Regions from separate parts of the Homo sapiens genome. Here region 2 is linked to region 1. A link is a loop called in an ENCODE intact Hi-C map of the cell type or tissue named here. Cell type or tissue: Caco-2. All regions are shown on one strand. Links, peaks and the distances in the headings refer to the core of each region. The heading gives the core; the rest is flanking DNA. Region 1 has its middle 12 kb from the start of LINC02532. Region 2 overlaps RTN4IP1 (reticulon 4 interacting protein 1).

Region 1 (17,002 bases), core at 5,429-13,428:
GGGCCCAAGACCACACTGGGCAACCGAGAATTGGGTCTGAGCAGGAATGGGAGGGAAAGGCAGGCTCTGCAAATGCGAAGGCCCTGGGGAATCTTTGAAAATGCTGAGGGGAAATGCGATTCCCCATGTAATTTCGGATGGAGGCTTGAGCCATTCGATGTGGATATTAAAGAAAGTGTGACTTCCAGGAGGCTGAAGGTTTGGAACCCTTTGTTATACCTCTTGCAATTCTATCAACAACCCATGAGATAAAACTTATTTTCCCCTTTGTACAGATGAGAAAGCCCAAGTCATTTAAGAGGTGGATGTAGCCTGGAACCAAAAGACAGGGCCGTGACAGATCGTGTCTGTCCAGTCTGCTCTGAGAACTGCCCCACTGTGGAGCACTTCACCCGGCCAGCAAGCTCCACTCACTCCCGCACAGAACTGCTCAGAAGTCCTTCGTGCTGAATTTTGTATTCCACCCTATCCCCCATGTCACTGCAATCTAAACCTTTTCCTTGAGGACTTCAATGTTAGAAGTCCGGGCTCTGACTCAGACAGCCTAGTTGAGTGACCTTCACATGACTTGGACTCAATTTCCTTGTCTATAAAAATAGGTAATACCAACATCTATTTCATAAGAGTGTCGTAAGGATTAAACAGGAAAAAAAAGTGAAGGACCTAACGTATTGTTAGCTTTCAGTAAATATTAATAGAATTAATATTTTTAGTTATTAATTAAATTATTAACTAATTAAAATAATAATTACTATTATTGTTTTTCCTTGACTTAATGTCCTGTGTACTTTTAGTTTCCCTCAATGCTAACATCCAGTACAAAATCAGAACATTGATACTGGTGCAACCCACAGAGTTCATCAGTTTTGCATGCTGTCATTTGTGTGTGTGTTTGTGTGTGTGTGTCCCTGTACCATTTTATCGCCTGTGTAGATGCGTGTGACCACCACCACAATCACGATACAGAACGGTTCCATCAGCACCGAGGTCCTTGTGCTTCCTCACCTCCCTTCTTGCCCCTCCTTTATCCTTGCCCCCCGGTTATTTTTAGTCCCCACGAAGTGTCTCAGAGAAATCTCAGACATGTTTTCCCACTCCAGCCTGTTTGACGTTGTTGCTTCCTGCAAGCCACCAGGGAGGCCAGGGGCTGCCCCTTTGTCATCAATCTCCTAAAGGCCTGTGCCCTCCTGCCCAGGATACTACCTCCACGTTCCCGCGAAGCTGAGACACGTCAGGTATGCCAAATGGAGCTACAGTGTGTGTCAATTACACAGGATGTTCTGTAAGAAATGGGGAGACTGCCCATTCCCCAGCTCTATGTTGCATTTGGCCACATGAGACCCAAAGCAGATTGCATCTGCCCAAACCATACATCCCCTACCCGTTCTGACTGCAGTTGCCTTGTTTTCGAAGGTCAGATCCAAACCCTGGGACTGGGCTGGGCAGACATTGTCTTTCCTCCTAATCTCTAAACCTGTGTCCCCCTGGGGCCTCTGTTCAAAGCTTCTTTTTTTTTTTTTTTTTTTTTTTGAGATGGAGTCCTGCTCTGTCACCCAGGCTGGAGTGCAGTGGTGCGATCTTGTTCAAAGCTTCTTCAGCACAATTTTGGTTTTCCTGGATAAACAGATGCACAGGGGGTTCACCACATATAAGCTCATCAGATAGACCAAGCTACATTGCAGGATCACAGTTTAGGCTTGGCTGAGGTGCCTGACTCCTCTCAGGATAAATTTGACAGCATTAAAAACAGATGAAATAGCCAACCTAAGCTCTCAGGAAAGAAGTCCTCAGGTTTGTAGGTTCATAATTTAATTCAAAATAAAAGTTTTACTGAGTCTAGCTTTGGTCAAAAATATTTGATTGTCTAAAGAAGGTAATTACCTTCTCTTAGTCACCTACCATCTAACATAAGATGTGTTCATGGTAATTAACCTGTATCTCAGTATTTAAGTTACAGAATAGCAAAGGGGAAATGTGACTTGGCTACAGGAGGATTAACATCACCCAAAGATAGATAGAGAGACTTAAAACCTCTTTGCAGAAGAGAATATCATGTTTTAGGCAGTGCAAGGAGAGTTGCATCATGTTAGGCAAAAGCATAATGTTGCTATTGTCTTTATTGGGAAGTTAAACATGGTTAAAAGAAGTGCGTGTGAATGCCAAGTTTACAAGGAATAGACTGTGGTGGCTTTGTACCATGACAACTGAGCTTAACAAAACCTGTGTTTTCAAGAATTCCCTTCCCTGTGTAGTTCTAGGTTATGGTTGGCGACAAGACATATTTTCCATCAGACTTGGAAGGTGGGCATGGAGCAGTGGCCATATTTCCTATGCCCTGAATGTAGCAGCAGGGCAGCAGGTGCTGTGGCAGCTGGCAAACGTTGTCACTGATGTGGTGTGTGTGCCCAGACCCACAGCTCCTCCAGCTCCTGCCAGATCTCCTCCATCTGTTTCTCTGAGTCCTGGGCCAGGTGATAGTGCAGCTCCATGGCGAAGGGCTCCAGCTTCTCCAGCAGGTCATGCAGAATTGAGGCTGGAGTGGATGGGAGAGGGATACCTGGTTCCAGTTGGTCTGTCTTCGTGGTTTCTAATTATCTTCGTGGGTTCCATTTCGTCTTTGTGGTGTCGTGTTTGTCCTTCTTCTTATCCACACCCAGCTCCCATTCCAACTGTCTCTCTATCTGACCCATAGGACTTCAGGTCAACAGTAGACACCACAGGGGCAATGATGGGCATAGATCGCCTCCCCCCAGCTCCCTCATGGCAAAACTAGGACTCTGCCATCCATTATTCTATATCACTTACACTGGTTCTGCATCTTTGATCAAACCCTGAATGATACAGAATTATGTAGTGATTACTTCTCAGAGGCACTATAACCAACTGAATTTTGTATTTGTTGATTGAACAGAAGATCAAGTTTTAACTGCATATTGATTGAAGGGGTGAATGATGAGTAAGAAATTAAAATACCCTTTGGGGGTGCACAGAAATATATATTCTCTGCCCTGGAAAACAAATCCTAGGTGACTTTGACCTTCAATTCTTACACTCAAATATCCTGCCTATTCTTCAAATAGGAAGCATCTTTGTAAATGTCTAAGCATTTATTTATTCAACCAACTATGCATTGTTTACCTCTCTGTCCTATGCATTACCCCACAACTGGACTCCAACACACTGAGGATGGTTCAAGAAAATTGCTGAGGCATTTTCCTTCCTCCCTCCAGAGCCTTGATCCCAATCTCCTTTCACTTTTATTTTATTTCCCAAACTCCAGACTCTAAGTTCTGAAGACCTGACTCAAATCCCTGCCTTTGGGCCCCCTGGATTTCACATCTACCCATATACACCCTGGCATTTGATCCTTTGTCCTCCTTGTGGACTCTGGCTTCACTTGATCCTTCAGGCCCTGTCACCTCCCTTGATCTTGGCTGGACCTTGCAGCCCCAGCTCCTACCAAAGTCACCGCCTGCGTTTGACTACCTGGATGGTGCTTCCCAGTGAGAAAGAGAATAGGTGACATCCAGACACCACTCTCTAGAGCCTGCAACCTGGTGGGGGAAGTGAGTTATACACAGAATACAAAATAAGCATCGAAGAAGTCTGGAAAAAAGCATAATCCCTTTAACCCAAACTAAGGTCATCAGGGGAGTCTTCCTGGATTAGGTGACCTTTGGAGGGACTGGTAAAAATGTAACATAACCCTAGCTATATATAACCCCAGCTATATATAACCCCAGGAGATGAGTTGGGAAAGTAGGAGGGGGAAATGCTAGGGATAATGGAGAAAGCCAAAGAATTGGAGCATGAGGCCTTGCACAGACAAAATTCAGTTATATCGTTAAAAGAGTGCAGAGAAAACATTAGGAAATACAGATAAATTTCTATCTCCTGTCCAAAAAGAAGTAGGGAAACTATAACCACCACAAATAAGCCTCCAGTTTATCCATGACTTAAGACTTGTCATTCACAAACCGCTTGCTGGGGTGACAAACATCTGAACAGTGAATGAGAGGATGAAAGGAAAAACTGGATGATCATGAAATGTTAGTAAGTTGCCCCGAAATTAAGAGCATACCATTTCCACAAGGCTGGGAGAGAAGTCCCAACTCTGAGGCTTTGGCAGCTCAGGGAAGCAGAACACCTCTCTGGGACTCCACGAATGTTCTTGGCGACTGAGCTGTGAACATTGCCCAAGAATACATTTTTGAAAGTCATAAATAATACAACTTCTCGAGTTAAACACACAGAGAAAAAATGACTGAAGATATGTCTGTTATAGATAAACATGCTGCCACATCTTTTTGACAGCTTATGGCATTGGAGATTCTTCTAATAAAAAATTCAATTTGAAAGGCCACCAGCAAAATCACTGTTCCCTCTAAAAGACAATTCTAACTACATTTCTACAAGACAAGCGTAGGCTTCTTAGGATTCTCTGGACAGGAGGATGGAACAAACCTGAAATATTTGGGGTTGTTTGTTTGTTTTTGAGATGGAGTCTTGCTCTGTCGCCCGGGCTGGAGTGCAGTGGCACGATCTCCGCTCACTGTAACCTCCGCCTCCCAGGTTCAAGCGACTCTCCTGCCTCAGCCTCCCAAGTAGCTGGGATTACAGGCATGTGCCACCATGCCTGGCTAATTTTTGTATTTTTGGTAGAGACAGGGTTTTGCCATGTTGGCCAGGCTGGTCTCAAACTCCTGACCTCAGGTGATCCACCTGCCTCAGCCTCCCAAAGTGCTGGGATTGCAGGCATGAGCCACCATGCCGAGCCCCCAAACCTGAAATATTTTGAAGCTCATCTAATAGATATTAGCTAGCCAATACAATTAGAATATATTCCACATGTCCTCATTATTTAAACAAACTCCAATTGGAAAATTTCTCATTCATGGTAATAAAACAGTTCCTCTTGGATTCATCAGGTTAATTAAGTGACCCCTGAGGTGAACTGTGTCTAGACTTATTGTAGACCCATCCAAATTACTGTGATCTACTGCAGGATAGCCAAATCCTGATGCCATGAAATATAATATTGTACCTCTGAATGGGGCGAAGTAGAAAGCCTCAGAAAAGCGGGGACACAGGAATATTTCTGGGGTATAACCTGTATAAAGGCAGGATCCAAATAGTTCAGTCTCAAGATGGTAGTCAAGGAATACAGCCTGACACAAGAAGGAATTTCAAAGACTCAAATTATTTATTTTGAGATTCTGGGAAACCACAAAGAGAAGGCAAACATAGAGCATACAGCAACACTTATGAATTTCCCTTTCTTCTGCACCCATTTCACTCATATGTGCTGCATTTGTTCTGAGGTGTCCCTCATCACAATTTCCCGAAGGCTTTCTCTAGGCTGAGCTCCGCACTTGCATTTTCCTCTCTTTACTTCCTCTCTTATGTCTATCCTTTGACTATAGTCGTTGATATTGCCTCTCTCCCCGTGATTAAAAAGGGAATAAAAACACGTCCTCTTTGGGAGAGGAAAGAAGGGAGGAAATTTGGCAGACCATTATAGCGTGAGTTTTTGGTTATCTGGGAAAGGGAGGAAGCCAGCAGACATTCCCATCTTTATTCCATTTAGCTCCCTCTCTGCCAGACAGTGATAAGGGAACTTAATTTACACCAAAACCAGGGATAGGGAGCCCAATTCAGAGGCTCAAATGAATATACGGCCACACATTCCTAAAAAAACAAAAATAAAAAAAACAACAACTCACCTTTCAACCATCTTTTGTTGGTTGACGTATGATTTCCTTATCGTAAGAGAGTAAGTATGAGTTATTAAACAGGACATTTTTTGTTATTTTTTGTTAGTTTGTCTTTTTGGGACAGAGTTTCACTCTTGTTGCCCGGGCTGGAGTGCAATGGCGCAATCTTGGCTCACTGCAACCTCCACCTCCCGGCGGAGGGTTCAAGCGATTCTCCTGCCTCAGCCTCCAGAGTAGCTAGGATTACAGGCGCCCAGCACCATGGCGCACTAATTTTTTTTGTATTTTTAGTAGAGACGGGGTTTCACCATGTTGACCAGGCTAGTCTCGAACTCCTGACCTCAGATGATCCACCCGCATTGGCCTCCCAAAGTGCTGGGATTACAGGCGTGAGCCACTGTGCCCAGCAACAGCACATTTTAAAGTTAAGATGAGGCAACATAAAACTTGAATTAATAAATGTGACAAACAAAAATAACAATAAAATAATAAATTATAAATCCCAACATGAATACAATTATATTTCTTAATTTTGACAGTGTGAACAATAGACTTAGTGTTAGATCATTTGCAGCACGGTCAGATAGAAGAATTTTTTCCCTCATGTAAAGACTACACCCTAACTCAGGCATGGGAAAACATCATCTCATATAAGCCTCATAAACCCCAACTAAGCCAGCTCTTAGGGCCACACCAGTGTTCCAACATCTGTAAAGCCAGTTTTCATCTAAGTTTAATTTTAAAAAGCCAAAATGTTGAGTAAAATATTGTTCTTGTACATCCACTCTGGGGTGGGTTTTTAGTGTCCTGACCTAGAATGTAGCTGGGATGGAGCAGGACTGCTTGAGGAAAGAGGGTTGCTGGGCTCACCTTTTCAGTTTGGCAGAAGCATTGAAACTGGTGGGGGAAAGAGGCCTGGTAAGGAACTGGGGTTTGGAGCCCCTTCAAATTACTCAAAGCCAAAAAGGCGCACAGAGAGAGAAGAGCAAGAACCTAACAGCCTGAAGTGGCATTTCTGGCATGTGTTCAGGCAGCTTTTTTCGTCTGTGTTTCCATAAAGACCTCTCTTGCATAAAGCTCATCCAGGCCTCTGTGAACTGGTTGAGCCAGGGCAAGATGCACAGTCTCTGGGACTGTGAGTGTGAGTAAACAAGATTCTCCCCTTACCCCACAAGCCTACCCCTGCCCCAAAACAATTCAGCACAGAGGTATACTTCAAAGGCCCACAGCTCTCCCCAGCAAACAGACAAAGCTCTGCAGCCTTCAGATAGAGACTTCATCCTCAAGCCAGACAAAGACTTCATCCTGGTGGGAAACTGATGAGAAGAAGAAATGGCAATAGTAATGTGTATACACATACGCACACACAGGTTACAGGTACAGGACTCTAAAATTGCAGTGTGAAGTCTCCTGATACAAGCCACATTCTCTGGTCATCTGTTTATCCAAACAGAGTTCTACACTAGGGTCAAGAGAGTCTTTTTAAAAATTATAGGGTACTGTGCTTTGCTAAATGGCATCATGGAATGAAGACAACACTGGTGATGCTACTAATTATGCAGCTTGAGAAAGCTGCTCACCTGTGCAGAGCTTGAGTTTCCTCATATGAAAATTGGAGATGATAAAACCTACCTTGTAGGATTTTTATGAATATTAAATAAAATAACATGTAAAAACAACTGGCCAGAAATGGTAACAAGCAAGAGTAGAATTTGGGAAAAGGGTTTGCTTGATTCTAACAGATGTTCTCCAAAGGTGCAAAATGAGGTTGTTGAGAAAGGTGGTGTGTGGCTGGTTGATGCGAGGCTTTGAGTCCGCCTGCCTGTGAAGTTTGATTTTGAAATCTCAGCCTCTTAGAAGCCTCTGTAAGGGGATGGGTGGTCACAAAGCCACATCTTATAGTGTGGTCTGCAAGGATGCCTATAAAACACTCAAAGCTTATTGAAAATTCCCCTGCAGATCTCCTCGTCTGAATTCCTCCCCACCCCACACCAATGAGCCACTACACATTCAAGGAAAACAAAGAGACAACTCTAAAGCCCTAAGGAGCGGCCCAGCTAGGCCAGTAGTTTTCCCCAGAGGGAAAATGTGCTTCCAGACACACTCAGCTGAAACTGACTAGAAACTGGACTGTGTTGACTGAACAAGTTGAGAAAGATTTGCCTCTGGCTTTAATAAATTACGACATCAGCTTTTGGCATTTAAAATATTCAACTGTTTACCTTAAAAAGTCTCTTGCGGCCGGACACCGTGGCTCATGCCCGTAATCCCAGCACTTTGGGAGCCCGAAGTGAGTGGATCACCTGAGTTCAGGAGTTTGAGACCAGCCAACATAGTGAAACCCCATCTCTACTAAAAATACAAAAATTAGCCAGGTGTGGTGGCGGGCGCCTGTAATCCCAGCTATTTGGGAAGCTGAGACAGGAGAATCACTTAAACCCGGGAGACAGAGGTTGCGGTGAGCCGAGATTGCGCCGCTGCACTCCAGCCTGGCTGACAAGAGCGAAACTCCAAAAAAAAAAAAAAAAAGTCTCTTGACATTAATTTCTTTTCTGGTTTGAATAAAATAGCCTTTTTCCAGGTTGTATTAATTTGCAATAAAAGTGTTCTGACCCTGTATTTTTCTTGTCTGTAAAATGGACTGAGACGCTATTAAGGTTCCTTTGGGCTCCGAGAACTATAGGACTTGGGGACAAACAAACCAGGTGGCTGATTCTACTGACGGCTTCACTGTCACCTGTGGTTTCTGCTCCTTCAAAGGAGTGAGGATTAGCTGCTATTTAGACACAGGAATGCAGGTCTTTGATTATTTGGGTGTCTGTTTTCACAGGCGTTGGACCTGACCCTGCAGCCTGGGAACCCTGACCGGACCTCTCCTCTGATTTGAAAGTACGCAGGCCTGGCTGACACCAGACACCACAGAGGTGTGGCCCCCACCAGACACAGCTACCATTAAACCCCATCTTGTTGCTCACTGGGTGTGTGGCCTTGGTTAACCACAAACCCGCCTAGATGCCTCACTGGCAGGCCAGCTGAAAGCCATCATTTCTTATCCAGCCCCTTAGGGACAGGATTAGAAGAGTTACCTAAAATGTAAGATGTTGCATTCCTAAAGCCCTGGCTGTAACCCAGGGGGACTCCAGGCAAGACGGCTGATCCCAGCGACTTCACTCCTAAATGAAACCAAAGTCACCTAGTATCCTTGAGTGGCATGACATGGAGAATGGCAAGTGAAACCAGAGCCTTCTTGGCAGTTAACTGAGGTGCTCTGAGAAGGTGGCAAAGGAAGAAAGCCTTGGCTTTATTTAAAGGGGCAATTAAAGTTCAGGAAGGAAAGGAAGTGTTGTTATTCTTAATTTTTCACACTCTCCCTGACCCCAACCACCATTCCACAAATAGCCCAGGATTTCATTTGCTGCCAGCAGAAGTATATAGATATCTCTGGAAAGCTATGAATGATTTACAAGCTGGGTCAATAATTAAGTTATCCGGGGATGTGTAGACATAACCAGTCTTAACTCTTTAAATCTCAGAAGACTTGCTCCCCAGCCTGGCAAGAGAATAATGGTTAGAAACCAAACAAAATCTCCATACAGATTTGAAATGCTTTGAGCTAGTAAAATGTTTCAATCCATTATTTGGGAAAGGCTGATGAGCAGATTGTGTTTCTCATCTTGGTCTGTGATTATTTCTAGGACAAAAGAAACATATTAAGTTGGTACAGAAGTAATTGCCATCTTTGCCATTGCTCTTAATGCAAAAACCACATTTACTTTTGCACCAACCTAATAGTTTGTGGATTCAAGTACCCAAACTCTCAGCTTCGATTCCAGCTCACTCCGGAAGGCCAGGTGATTTTGAGAGGGGCCACTCCCTGGAACTGGCCGTCCTCCCTCAAAGACCTCCTCGTGAAGATTTTAATCAATGATGGATCCAGATCCTTCCAAAGGGAAAAAGCATCATTCACGTGGGGGAGGGGAGTTTGTTTGAGAGCAGCCCCTTTGTTGGCTGATCTGTGGGAGGAACAGCCCAGTGGTCTATGCTAGTTAAGGGGTCAAAGCTAAAACTCCTGAAAGAGTTAGCAAGATGAGACTGCATATGTGCAAACTGGAGAAATTCTGAGAAGAAAGTCGCCCAGGGCTTAAGAAGGGCTTTCATGTGGGGCAGGGCTGGACCTGAGCCTGGAAGGACTGGCGGGTGAGGAGCAGGACACCTCAGAGACAGGCATCATTCCGGGCACAAACCTGTGCTGAGTCCTACCTTCCATGTCCAGACATGTACCTGTGCTGCAGGTACATGAGCCAGAGAGGATTGAGCCTCTTATGGGCCGAATTATGTCTCCTCAAAATTCATATGTTGAAGCCCAAATCACCCAGTACCTCAGAATGTGACTGCATTTGGAGATAAGGCCTTTAAAGAGGCAGTGAAATTAAAATGAGGCCTTTAGTGTCGGCCCTAACCCAATCTAACTGGTGTGATCATAAGAGGAGATTTGGAGACACAAAGAGACACCAGAGAAAAGGCCACCTGCAAGCCAAAGAGAGAGACCTCAGGAGAAGCCAAACGTGCTTCTTGAGCCTTTGATCTGAGACTACCCACCTCCAGAACTGCAAGAAAATTAATTTCTACTGTTAAAGCCCCCTGGTCTGTGGAATTTGTCATGGTGGCCTTAAGCAGATTCATACAGCGTCCTTGCCCTCCGAGGGCTCCAGTGTGTTGAGGAGGCCAGACAATAAACAAAATCCTATGAAACCCATACATTCATGACAGCTGTGCAGGGCACTAGGAAGGACAAGGAAAAGGTGCTTTGAGAGTATCTGAAGAACAAAACCGGGGTGAGGAAACACCCCTGGGCCTGGAATTCCCGCCTCAAGGAGAGGAGAGCAGGGAAGGCAGGCTGACCCAAGCCACCACTGAAGAGATGGGAAGTGAATGACAATGGGAACACCAGATTGCAGAGCGCCTGGAAACAAGCAGGAGTATTCTTGCTGGATCTCCAAGGCAATGTGAAGCTATTTTAGATTTCCAAGTGGAGGAACGGCCCAAGGAGAGCAATGCTTTAGGGAGCTCTTTCTTACAAGCATGTGCAGAAGGAGCGCAGGCCTCAAGGCACAGGAAGAGGGGGTGCGGGTGAGAGGGCTGGATCGAGATGCCAGCAAGCGGGCAAAGCGGGGGAGGAGCTGCATGCAAAAAGCATTTTGAAGAAGAAAATGACAGGTCTTGGTGATTGATGGGAAACTCTTTTAAAATTGTCTTGTCCCTGAAGCAGCCCTTCAAGGCTGTGGCTGACGTATAGGAAGGCCCCTGGTAGACCCCTCTCCAGAGTGAGGTGGTTGCCATGGCACCCAGATGCGAGCAAGGGGGATAAAGACCAAATGGCACATTCATTTCATACCCTTCCTTTACCATCCCTTTGTGGGATACCAGTGAGACCCACAAAGCTTCCCGAATCTGCACGATGAATATCATCAGAAGGCATTTGATTACAGCTCTGAGACTCAGTAAGAAAGTAACACCTGGGTAACGTCCATAAAGCAATCTTGCAGATTTCTCTGTGAGGGGCTTCTAACTTCTGGCTGCCTTTCAGCTATTCACAGCTGGGGGGAAGTGGAGGGGACAAGGGGACGTGGGTAAAAGAACTTCTCATACTAGCCTGTGAAGGGATGTTAATGTCTGACTGACAGGAGTAGGACAGTGGTTGCTTGATCCAGCCCTCCTGCCTTCTGCTGGGAAGGAAACAAAAATATGGAAAACCCGGGGGGCTAAAGTTCCAGAGCGCCTGCTGTCAGCTGAAGCCCATGGCCTCACAGAAGCAACCAGATAGAGGAAGCTGTGAATAGATCCTGCCCCGTCAGGTGCTGGATGAAGCTTGTTTCCAGTGTGAAGGAAAGGGGACCTGGTCAGGAAACCATGGTTTCATGAGCCAGACTTTACAACTGCAGGCAGCTGCCAAGGCCAGAGCTCACGGTGAGTGGCAGACAGAAGAATACCAGCCCTTCATCTCATAGTGCTCCGCCAGGCTCATTTTCCATCCATCAGCAGCCGAGGGTTAACGTGGAGATCAGATTAGAGGCACTGCTCTCTAAGAGACCTACATTTGAAGCACTAGGCAAAAACTGATATAAGCACATGTGGAAATAAAACACAGGGTAAAAGAGTCCAGCAAAAAATCCTGGCATGGCAGCTGACTCTGACTGCACAGGACACAGTACACTGACACTCTCTGAGGAGAAGAGTATCTTTAAAGAGTAGACTATTTAAGTAAATTATTTGTGCATGGCTGGTAGAATTCATTATTGTATTATTATTTTTTTTTTAAGACAGGGTCTTGCTCTATTGCCCAGGCTGGAGTGCAGTGGTGCAATCACGGCTCACTGCAGCCTTGACTTCCCAGGCTCAAGCAATCCTCTCACCTCAGCCTCCCGAGTAACTGGGACAAGTGTGTACCACCACACCCTCCTAATTTTTGGTATTTTTTGTAGAGACAGGGTTTCATCATGTTGCCCACTCGAGCCCATCTCAAACTCCTGGGCTCAAGTGATCCACCCACCTTAGCCTCCCAAAGTGCTGGGATTATAGACATAAGCCACCACACCTGGCGCCATTATATTATTATTTTTTTAAAGTCTCTTTTAGAACTGTAAGACTTCAAGATGCTCCATTTGCTCTGGATTGAAAAGCTGATAAATGTTATTTTGTAATCAAAATGTGGTCTGAGGACCAGCTGCATTGGCACCTCCCAGGAGCCTGATACAATTTCAGAATCTCAGACCCAAATCCAGACCTGCTGAATCAGAATCTGCACTTTAACGAGATCCCTGGAAGCTCTGCACAAACATTAAAGTCTAAAAAGCACTGCCTTGGAGCAGGTTAGGCAAAAAGAAGAGCTGAGAAGGGTTGGGTAGCTAAGATCTGGCTTAGCAATACTATAGCCAGATCAGTGCCCACTTCTACTCACTAGGCAATGGCCCCTGTGGCCACAGTGAGAGGGTTTAGATAGTAATGCAGGGTGCAGAGGAAGAGGGCCAGGCTTCTGCTGCATGACCGAAAGAACCCAGGTGCCCCTCCCACTTAGGTGCTCTTATACATTCTCAGCCTTTATCTTTACAAGCCCAAGGCCCATATGAGTCTAGATTATGCAAAATAAGTCTAAGCAATGTAAAAAAAAAAAATGATTTTTTTTTTCCAATTAGCAAAGGGTAATGAGCACTTTCCAGAAATTGTGCTTGGTAGGATATGTCACATAAGTAAATTTTCTTTTGTTTATTTTTCCAAAAAGGCTGCACCAGAACTATCCAAGATAATTACTTTGCCTTCAGTCTGGTTGAGCAGCAGCTGTTTATGGTACCTATGACTTCCTCTGTAAGATCAGTGAGATGTAATACAACAACAAAGGGATTTTGAGTAGACAAACCTGTGCTTGAATCCTGGTTTGGATTATTTCCTGAAATTCAGATAGTAAACTCTAAAATGCTGAATGAATTTACAATTAATTATTCATTATTGAGTGGAAATATAGCAGCATGGCTTAGCCTGGCTTGACTAATAGCACCATTATTATGTCAAGGAGACTAAAGCTTTGAGAGATATAGCTCAATGTCATACAACTAGAAAGTGGCAGAGCCCAGACTGGTAGGTGCCAGGTCTATTGGCCTCAAGAGCCCAGAAGACAGTTAAACCTGATACCATTGCTTCCATGGGCCCAAGGCCTTACTCCCTTCCAGTGCCTTCAACTCTGCTGCATAACTGATGTTCTCACAGTTTAAGACAGAATTGCAAGTGAGCCAGATTTACAAAGGCAGTCATCTTACTACCTTCATTTATCTTACTACCCTTCTGACTTCAAAAGTCATTGCTAATATTCTAAATCGTGGCCTGCTCAGTCTTTGCTCTCCTTTGCTTCTAAATAATTTTGTTGTTTCATCCTCAAAAAATCTAACTCTTCATGTCAACAAGAAAAATCTCAAAATGAGATGGTAAAACAAACATTCCATTGACTTTCAGACTATTAAATAACTAACCCTCTCCCTCAGTCTCCCTATTCCCCATCCCCCTCTCCCAGCTTTTTTCAAGTGCTCCCTCCCAGGCTGGAGAATAATTATACTCTCTGGTGAAACAGAGAAGGTAGAAACTGGAAGACTGAATAGATTTGAGTTAATACAACTTTCTCTCAAACAAAAGCATTTAAGAGTTCAGCAAAGGTTAGGCACGCAGAGAATGCTGCATTTCCTGGTATCTTCTGATTAGCTTTTAAGATAATTAATGGAGATGGGAGTATTATTGCTTGAACAACTACCGCATTCCTGGAGAGAAACAGGAAGGACAGAGCCGAGAATCCTGAGCATTAACCCCAGTGGCCAATCAGCTTCTTTTGCATTTGTAAATTCCCTCTGTGGCTCCATGGTGACCCCACGGTTAGGTGACAGGCAAGCTCCTAGCACTTTGCATGCATTACCTTAACTATACGGCACACTTCTTTTCCGGGAGAGAAATAGCCATACCCATTTTAGGAAGGAGGAAATTGCTGCACACACACAGCCCTTAAAACAATCTAATGTAGCAGCTGCTGTAATTATGCCCATTTTGTGGATGAGGAAACTATGGTCTACAGAGACTTAGCAACTTTTCCAATAACACACAATAAATATTGGGGCTAGAATTAAACCCAAATCTGTCTGACTCCAGAGCTATCACAAGAGGTAACATTTCTGCCTTATCCTACTTCCTTGTTTTATATCTACAGTTCCATAACTGCAGGGCAGCAGAGAGATGCAAACATCATCACAACAAAAATGTCATATATGTCCCCAGTAACCACTAGGCTTCTTTTTGACCATCTGGCTGGCCCAACGGCCAAGCAGTCACCACCAGATGATTCAACCAACTCTGGCTTCTTTCTCTTTCCTCAGACTGTGAACTCCTTCTGAGAAATGATCATATTTTTCCATTTTTATATCCCTCTCAATGCTGCCACATTATAAGAGAGAAAAATTGGCACTTGCTGAATATATATTATAAGCTATGTCAGCTATGTAGCACAGAGACTGTCACTTACCTCTTCAACATTCCAACAGGCATCAGTAATCAATCATAGTGCTCTTCCCTAGTTAAGGCCAGAAAGAGCCTCAGCATCCTTCTCAACATAATACTTTAGTCAGCTACTATCAACCAATCAGAGTTGGTACACTAGGTGAAACCTATTTACTCTTCCTTATCTAAATTATTGACTGGATACCTTCTCATGGCCCTTATGATATTGAGAGGTGACAGCGTGCTGGCAGTCCTCAGAGCCCTCGCTTGCTCTCAGCGCCTCCTCTCCCTGGGTTCCCACTTTGGCGGCACTTGAGGAGCCCTTTGGCCCGCCGCTGCACTGTGGGAGCCCCTTTCTGGGCCGGCCAAGGCCAGAGCCGGCTCCCTCAGCTTGCAGGGAGGTGTGGAGGGAGAGGCGCCAGCGGGAACTGGGGCAGCACGCAGTTCTTGCGGGCCAGCTGGAGTTCTGGGTGGGCATGGGCTTGGTGGACCCTGCACTCGGAGCGGCCGGCCTGCACCGGGCAGTGAGGCGCTTAGCACCCGGGCCAACGGCTGCTGAGGGTGTACTGGGTCCCCCAGCAGTGCCAGCCCACCGGCGCTGTGCTCGATTTCTCACCGGGCCTTAGCTGCCTTCCCGCGGGGCAGGCGTAGGGACTGCAGCCCGCCATGCCTGAGCCTTCCCCCCACCTCCGCGGGTTCCTGTGCAGCCCGAGCCTCCCCCACGAATGACGCCCCCTGCTCCATGGCACCCAGTCCCATCAACTGCCCACGGGCTGAGGAGTGCGAGTGCATGGCGCAGGACTGGCAGGCAGCTCCACCTGCAGCCCCGGTGCGGGACCCACTGGGTGAAGCCAGCTGGACTCCTGAGTCTGGTGGGGAGGTGGAGAGTCTTTATGTCTAGCTCAGGGATTGTAAACACACCAATCAGCACCCTGTGTCTAGCTCAGGGTTTGTGAGTGCACCAGTTGACACTCTGTATCTAGCTGCTCTGGTGGGGCCTTAGAGAACCTTTATGTCTAGCTCAAGGATTGTAAATACACCAATCAGCACTCTGTGTCTAGCTCAAGGTTTGTAAACGCACCAATCAGCACCCTGTCAAAACAGACCACTCGGCTCTACCAATCAGCAGGATGTGGGTGGGACCAGATAAGAGAATAAAAGCAGGCTGCCTGAGCCAGCAGTGGCAACCCGCTGGGGTCCCCTTCCACGCTGTGGAAGCTTTGTTCTTTTGCTCTTTGCAATAAATCTTGCTACTGCTCACTCTTTGGGTCCACACTGCTTTTATGAGCTGTAACACTCACCACAAAGGTCTGCAGCTTCACTCCTGAAGCCAGCGAGACAACGAGCCCACCGGGAGGAGTGAACAACTCCAGACATGCCGCCTTAAGAGCTGTAACGCTCACCACGAAGGTCTGCAGCTTCACTCCTGAGCCAGCGAGACCACGAACCCACCACAAGGAAGAAACTCTGAACACATCCGAATATCAGAAGGAACAAACTCCAGACGCGCCACCTTAAGAGCTGTAACGCTCACCGCAAGGGTCCACAGCTTCATTCTTGAAGTTAGTGAGACCAAGAACCCACCAATTCCGGACACAATATGAGCATTCCTACCTAAGTTTCAGTTATAACATTACCCAGAGAAAGCAAAAGTCAGTGTAACGTAAAAATATTCACTAAAGGAGTTGACCACTTTTCTATTTCATCTCTACTCTGCCACCCCTTCCTCCCTTTTAACAGTAGCCATTACCCCTTCAGTAATAATGAGTTATGCTCTTTGTCAGCTGTTTTGCATAGTATACATGCACAAATGCAAATAATGGCAAATCTTGGGAAATACAAATTTTTTATAAAGTAGGTGAAAGTGTTATTGGCAAATTGCTCAAATCAGACACTGGAAGCCATTGACAAATGAGAATCTGGGAAAGTTATACCGGTTAACAACTGGAGATGAGAAAATTCCAGGGTGATGACAAGATATGTGCTTCAAAAGACATCATTTGAATATCAAAGGATTGAGCTGAATCCTTGGGAAAACTAATAAAGCTCTGGAATATTTTTGCAAAGAAATGACCTTTTTATGAATGTACTGTGGAAATCAAACACACAGTTAAAGAATGTACCATACCCCTATACGAATTTGCCAAAAAATAATTATTACAGGAGAAACAAAACTCCAATAGTCAACATTTTTGGTTTATTTAAAGAATCAGAGCAAGTTGTGACTGTAACATATTTTAGTTTAATAGTTGGGGAAA
Region 2 (8,000 bases), core at 1-8,000, 190 kb before region 1:
AAAGTGATTGTTTGATATCTGATACTGTATTAGCTAAGGGGATATTGTTGACAGAATTCATGAGAATTCTCTTTATGACGGCCTACAAAAAAAACACTTTTCTGAACACTAAGTGGTGGCAGTATCTGTCCTATTTAACATCACCGTAAATTGAGTAACTGCTAGTGTGGGTCCCTACTGCCTTGGCTGCTGGAAAGTGCAGGGAATTTTGCCACCTATCTCTAGTAAGTACACCAAATCTTGGAACACGCATTCTATCTATAACCTTCACCCTAGTTTCATTTCATTTTTTTCTATCTTGCCCAAATCATAGAAGGCTGTTTGTCACCCTTATTTATAGCTTAACAGTTACTACTAAAATTTTTGAGCCAGTTGTTCCCTTTGAAATTAAAACCATTAAATGTAATTAAGCCAAGTCTCCTTCCAAATTGTGTTCCTTCTAGAAGGATTTATAATTTCCAAAATTATAAAGACTAGAAGAAATTTTAAAGATCCTGTTAGGGTTCAGAAAACAATACCCCAGAGTATGTCACTTTGACATGCTGAGTACTTTGAAGTAAAGAAGCAGCCTCAGAACGAAGGTCTCTCTGACCTTCTCTCACCATCCCGGCCACGGTCTCTCATCCCTTCCCTTTGTCTCTCCTGAAGTGCAAAGGGACGATTTCTCTGAAGTTCCCTCAGAAGGAATGCTATTTTCTTGGGCCCCCTCCCTATAATCTCACCAAACACAGAAGATTAACTCACATGAAAGAAGACTAGAGTAGGTGCCACACACACAGCCCAGATGAATTTTGTCCTAGGCTACTGTCTGTTCTTTGGGCCCATTCATCTCCCCTCAAAATAATTTGCTCTTCCTCTAAAATTGCCTACATACTCCCCTTCCCTCCACCCTATGAAGAGGGTATGTAGGCATCACCCATTTGGCCCTTCTTTGAGGTTTGTACCTTGTGTGACTTCCATGCACCTGCACCTTATTACCTGCCCAGGTCTGCTGCCACCAACACTGACAGTGACCCCACCCCTCCAGTAGTAGAGCTGCCACACTGCCATGCATGCAGTGCAGAGACTAGAGGACCAGTTCACCTGGGGCCCACAACTACCACTGCTGGCCCTCATGCACAATGACCACAGTGCTGAGGACTAGTCCACCCAAAGCCTGCCATCCACACCAGCAGCAGGAATGCCATGTAGCTGTATGTGTCACCTAGTGACCTGAGAACCAGACTGCCTGGCACCCCTATGTCCAACAAAAGTGCCCAACAGGCCAAGCGCGGTAGCTCATGCCTGTAATCCCAGCACATTGGGAAGCCGAGGCAGGCAGATCATGAGGGCAAGAGATCGAGAACATCCTGGCCAACATAGTGAAACCCCGTCTCTATTAAAAATACAAAAATTAGCTGGGCACGGTGGCACACTCCTGTAGTCCCAGGAGGCTGAGGCATGAGAATCGTTTGAACCCAAGAGGTGGAGGTTGCAGTGAGCTGAGATGGCACCACTGCACTCCAGCCTGGCAACAGAGCGAGACCCTGTCTCAAAAAAAAAAAAAAAGTGCCTAACAGCCTCCACAAACTACAGCGTAAGCCACTGAGGAATTACTGACACGATTGATAGTGATTACAGCCAAAGAAATCATACAAAGATGCTGGGTGCAGTGGCTCATGCCTGTAATCCCAGCACTTTGGGAGGCCGAGGTGGGCAGATCACGAGGTCAGGAGATCGAGACCATCCTGGCTAACATGGTGAAATCCTGTCTCTACTAAAAAAAATACAAAAAAATTAGCCAGGCATGGTGGCAGGTGCCTGTAGTCCCAGCTACTCGGGAGGCTGAGGCAGGAGAATAGCATGAACCCGGGAGGCAGAGGTTGCAGTGAGCTGAGATCGCGCCACTGCACTCCAGCCTGGGCGACAGAGCAAGACTCTGTCCCAAAAAAAAAAAAAAAAAAAAAAAAAAAAGAAATCATACAGAGACTACACTACTGCGCTCACCCAGGAACAAAGCCAAAGCACTCTACTCAAACAACACAATAGATACATCTACAGGAAAAAGTACTGGAAGTACTAGCCAGAGCAATTAAGCAAGAGAAAGAAATAAAAGGCATCCAAATTGGAAAAGAGGATGTCAAATTGTCCCTCTTTGCAGATGACATGATCTTACATATAGAAAAAACAAAAGACCACCAAAAACCTCTTAGAATTGATAAACAAACTCATTAAAGTAGCACAAAATCAACATACAAAAATCCGTAGCAGCCAGGAGCAGTGGCTCACGCCTGTAATCCCAACACTTCAGGAGGCTGAGGCAGGCAGATCGCTTGAGTCCAGGAGTTCAAGACCAGCCTGGCCAACACAGCAAAACCTATCTCTACTAAATACAAAAATTAGCTGGGCACAGTGGCACACGCTTGTAGTCCTAGCTATTTGGGAGGCTGAGGTGGAAGGATCACTTGAGCCCAGGAAGGCGGAGGTTGCAGTGAGCTAAGATCGTGCCACTGCCCTCCAGCCTGGGTTACAGAGCAACACTCTGTCTCCAAAAAGAAATTTTTTTAAATAAACAAATATAAATAAAAATTTAAAAATCAGTGGCATTTCTATATACCAACAATGAACTAGCTGAAAAAGAAATCAATTTCATTTACAATAGCTACAAAAAAACCACTTAGGAATAAATTTAACCAAGGAGGTGAAAGATTTATATAATGAAAACTAGAAACACTGATAAAAGAAATCAAAGAGGGCTAGGCACGGTGGCTCACACCTCTAATCCCAGCACTTTGGGATGCCAAGTGGGGGAGGATCGCTTGAGCTCAGGAGTTCAAGACCAGCCTATCTCAAAAACATACATATAAATTAAATAAATAAATAGAAAAGAACACAAAAAAATGGACATCCTATGCTCATGGATTGGAAAAATAAATGTTGTTAAAATGAACAAACCACCCAAAGCAATCTACAGACTTAATTCAAGCCTTATCAAAATATCAATGACATTCTTCACAGAAATTTTTTAAATCCTAAAATTTGCATGGAACCACAAAAGACCTTGAATAACCAAAACAATATGCACAAAAATAAAACAGCAGGAGGCATCACCCTACCTGACTTCAAACTATACCACAAAGCTACAGTAACCAAAACAACATGGTACTGGTATAAAAACAGATACATAGACCAATGGAACAGAATAAAGAACCCAGAAATAAATCAACCTATTTATAGCCAACTGATTTATGACAAAGGCAACAAGAATTGATGTTGGTGAGAGGATAATTTCTTCAATAAATGGTGCTGGGAAAATTGGATATCCATATGCAGAAAAATGGAAACTAGATGCCCATCTCTCACCATATATAAAAACCAACTCAAAATGAATTAAAGACTTAAACATAAGACCCAAAAAAAAACTATTAGAAGAAAGCATATGGGAATACGGGCAAAAATGATATAGGTAAGACTTCAAAAGCACAGGCAGCAAAAACATTAATAAATAGGACTATATCAAACTAAAAAACTCTGTACAGCAAATGAAACAACCAATGAAGAGACAACCTGTAGAATGGGAGAAAGTATATTCAAACTCTACAACCAACAAGGGACTACTACCCAGAATATATAAGGAACTCAAAAAACTCAACAACAACAAAAAAACTAGTAATCCAATTAAAAACGTGCAAAGGATCTGAACAGACATTTCTCAAAAAGAGAAAAATGATCAAGCATAGGCAAAATATGCTGTACATCACTAATAATCAGGGAAATGCAAATTCAAACCACAATGAGATCTCTCACCCTAGTTAGAATGGTTATTACCAAAAAGACAAAAAACAGGGCTTACTTAGGCAGCACATATACTAAAATTGGAATGACACAAAGATTAGCATGGTCCCTGAGCAAGAATGACATGCAAATTTGTGAAGTGTTCCATATAGAAAAAAGACAAAAAAAAATAAATATTGGAAAAGATGCAGAGAAAAGGGGACTCTTATACACCTTTGGTGGGAATATAAGTTAGTATAGCCAATATGGAAAACGGTATGAAGTTTTCCCTAAAAGTAAAACTATCGTAAGATCCAGCAATCCTACTACTGAGTATTTATCCAGAGGAAGGAGAATCAGTCATATCAAAGAGATATCTGCACTCCCATGTTTAATACAACACTATTTGCAATAGCCAAGATATGGAATCAACTTAAATGTCCATTAACAGATAAACAGGTAAAGAAAATGTGGTATGTATACACAAGGTAATACTATTCAGCCATAAAAAAGAAAGAATGATATTCTGTCATTTGTGGCAACAGGGATGAGCCTGGAGGACATTATGTTAAGTGAAATAAGTCAGGCACAAGAAGATAAATACCACGTTTTCACTCAAGGGGGAGCTAGACAAGGTTGAAGTCACAGAAGCAGTGAGTAGAACTGTGGTTTATCAGTCGCCAGGAAGGGTAGCAGGGAGGGAAGAACAGGGTGAGGTTGGTTAACAAATACAAAATTACAGCTAGATAGGAAGAATAAGTTCTAGTACTCTATAGCACTACAAGGTGAATATAGTTAATAATAATTTATTGTATACTTTCAAAAAACTAAAAGAGAGGATTTTTAATGTTCCCAACACAAAGAAATAATCAATGTTTGACTTGAAGGATATGCTGATTGTTCTGATTTGATCATTACACATGGTATCCATGTATTGAAATATCACACTATGCCCCATAAATGTGTACATTACATATCAACTAACATTAAAAGGAAATAAATAATGTGTATAACTTTTCTCCTATTAATCTATTATCAGTTGATTTCAGCAGACTCAGTTATAGAACCTTCAGAGGGCAGAGGTAAAGTACCTTTTGCCCTGACAATTCAAACATAGCTTTAGTCTTCCTAAATGAGGGAAAAAAGTATGAAAAGTGCTTCAAAAATACATTCAAAAATTAATTCCCCCATGAAATATTTCACCCTCTTACTTTTGTCCATTCTTATAGAAGTGTTGCTAGTCAAATTCTCATTTAAGTTCCTCACAATATATTACCTGCACTCTCCAACTTTTCCTCTCACTATTTCCTGAATGGAACTCTTCCTCTGAGACTCTGTTCCCCTAATTCTTCCCCCTACATTGCACACACACTGGTCCATTCCTCCAGGCTCTAGAATGCTATAATTACCTGCTGAGGTCTCCTTTCCCTTGAAGGACCAAGTCCCAGTTTTCCTCTACAATACCCTTAACATAGCCTGGAACCTGTTATCTATGCCACACATCCTACTTCCCAACTTATTCTGCAAGCTCTTAAGGTCAGAGACTTCATATTATGCCCTGCATTGGCCACAGTGCCCTGGATGTAGCAGATGCCTGATCAAAGTTTCTTGACTTTCAAAATCATCCATGGCCAGACATGGTGGCTTACGCCTGTAATCCGGCACTTTGGGAGGCTGAGGCGGGAGGATTGCTTGAGCCCAGGAGTTGAAGATCAGCCTGGGCAACATCATGAGATCACATCTCTACGAAAAATAAAAAATAAATTATCTAGGTATGGTGGTGCTGAGGTGGAAGGATGGCTTGAGCCCAGGAGTTTGAGGCTGCAGTGAGCAATGATTGTGCCACTGTACTCTAGCCTGGGTGACAGAGTGAGACCTTGTCTCTAAAAAAAGAAATCATCCAATCACCATTATGTCCTACAATCAAGGCAACAACTGCTACTACCTCAAGTGAGGGGATCGCCTGGCTACTTGAAAGACTGCATTCAAGTTTCTTCCAGTAAAGAAAAGCTTGAAAATAATTTCTAATTCTCTCTCTGTGAATGCTGGATACTAAATATAATGGCTACTTCAGGATCCAACTGCCAAATACATCTCCGACCTCATTATTGTCAGTTCATCTCTTCCCTATAACTCTTGATCCAAAGCAACTTCATTCCCTCAAATAAAAAAGCAAAACTGTGTTTCACAGCAGGGCTTAGCAAGAGTGGTTCTGCAATAGCAGCTTCAATTCTTTGTGTTGCCACCTGATGGCGACCCCAAGTGCAAAAGCAGCAAGGAGCAGGTCCAATGAATGAAGCGCTGTTAGCTTGTAAAGGAGCCCTGAGGACACATCGTTTTCTGGTCCTGTAAACTCCACATTTTGTGCAGGTTTCAACCATATCTTTCTTCAAAGTCCCCAAAAAGAGAGTAGGCAAAATAAATTTTTTTTTTTTGAGACGGAGTCTCACTCCGTCGCCCAGGCTGGAGTGCAATGGTGCTATCTCAGCTCACTGCAACCTCCGCCTCCCGTGTTCAAGGGATTCTCCTGACTCAGCCTCCTGAGTAGCTGGGACTACAGGCGCCCACCACCACACCTGGCTAATTTTTTTGTATATTTAGTAGAGATGGGGTTTCACCATGTTGGCCAGGCTGGTCTCGAACTCCTGACCTCAGGCAATCCGCCCACCTCAGCCTCCCAAAGTGCTGGGATTACAGGTGTGAGCCACCGCACCCGGCGGCAAAATAAATTTTCAAGCCAACAATAAGCCGGTCGGTCTTCTAAAGTCTGAAGTCTTGTGGCTCAACTAATTATTCTTGTTGTATTCTTCACAGCACGTTCAATGCAAAGGGAAGCAACTGCTGTTGCTGACCTCCCAATGGCCCTTCACTTAAGTCCTACACAGTGGGAATACTTTTTACCTAGCTTGCTGTAATGGCCACACTATATATTCGAATCTCACTGAAGTAGAAGCCTATTTGTGATAGTGAAGAAACGTGTGCTGTATTTGTTGGTTTATATAAAGTGTGTACAGAAATACTCTACTTGAAAAAAGCACTGTTATTCAAAATCGCCAAGGTTTTTAATTGCATGCCTCTATTACTTCTTAAGTACACATATAGAGCTTCTTTGGAAGTCAGAAGGGATTGTACTAGTGACAGATATTTTTTAAATATGGAGAAAATATGAATCAGTATTACATTACTTAGGCATTCTTAAACCCTAAAATCTAACTTGCTCTGTCCTTTTTGCCTAATCTCTGAATTCTCCCTAAACATACATTAAGGCACTGAAGCAATGTTGGCTTCTTTTCCATGACTGAGTCACTTTTTATTTGGCATTTGGGCACCTAAGCCCTCTACAATCACAGTTTTCAGTATTGTAATCTTATGAGGTAGGGCGCCAACCCCCTTAGCTGCCTTACAAAAAAAAAAACAAAAACACGAAACATGCTACAAAACAGCAAGACATCCAGAAGTAGAAAATCATCTTCAAGTTTCTATATTCTGACTTGATCCCAAAAATCTCTGAATGCCAGGGCTGGGTATCTAGAGTCACGGGTTCAGGTTTCAACTCTCTCTCTAATGGAATCCCTGGCCCTCAGATCTGTCACCTACAAAATGATGATGACAGAAGTGTACTCTGGGAGTCAATGAAAAAGAACAGGTGCTTTCCATCTAATTTAAGCTTATATTTTGTTTCTCCACCTTTGAAACAGACATATATGGCCTTCAAAATTGCCCCAGATTTATAGTGAAAAAAGCCACATTATAAGATTAGAGTGTCATCTATTAAATCCTAATGACTTATGAACAAAGATGATTTAAATATGGTGAAATCGACCATCAGTAGAAACAAATGGTTTTAAGAAATAAGGATTATGCTGAAAATGTATCTCATCTTTCACCTCCACAAACTACTTTTTTTCTCAGCCTTGTGGAGGTTCTGAAACACACATGACTTTTAAATCACGGGGAAAACAGATAAAAGATAGCAAAGTGTCTTAGCATAATACGCCAGGTTTATTGTCTTAAAGTGAGTGAGAAACTTAATCTGAATAAGTGGAAAAATATAGCTACAAAACAAATCAATCAAAGGAGACCAAGATAGCCTAGATTTATGTGTCCTCTTCTTCTAAGCCTCTGTAATGCATGTTGACATCCCCCAATTTACAGAAGAGTTTGTGTGTGAATTAAATGTTTAGAAAGTTAAACACATTTTCCCAAGAAAACAAAGCTATTTATATATCTTGGTAAGGTGGCCAGGG

Evidence for each region. Hi-C counts contacts between places; a loop is a spot of excess contacts. Peaks named below come from ENCODE experiments on the same cell type or tissue, not always from the same donor. Only the 100,000 strongest peaks of a DNase experiment are listed, where the experiment ranks them.
Region 2: a loop joins it to region 1, with 4 times the contacts of the local background. A loop is called at or near these places in 4 of 110 quality-filtered maps.

The regions. Positions count from the first base shown.
Region 1 is chr6:106,790,613-106,807,614 of GRCh38, forward strand. No RefSeq gene overlaps it. Among named protein-coding and RNA genes, the nearest start is that of LINC02532, 12 kb to the left of the region's middle. RefSeq lists enhancers at 8,422-8,716, 13,663-14,423. In Caco-2, for the core only: no CTCF peak of the experiment used is centred there; DNase peaks (open chromatin) are centred at 7,899 and 8,609.
Region 2 is chr6:106,603,892-106,611,891 of GRCh38, forward strand. The region is part of intron 4 of RTN4IP1 (reticulon 4 interacting protein 1); the gene reads right to left. It also overlaps the pseudogene RNU6-527P. Among named protein-coding and RNA genes, the nearest start is that of RTN4IP1, 22 kb to the right of the region's middle. In Caco-2, for the core only: CTCF peaks have their summits at 4,391 and 5,971; a DNase peak (open chromatin) is centred at 6,030.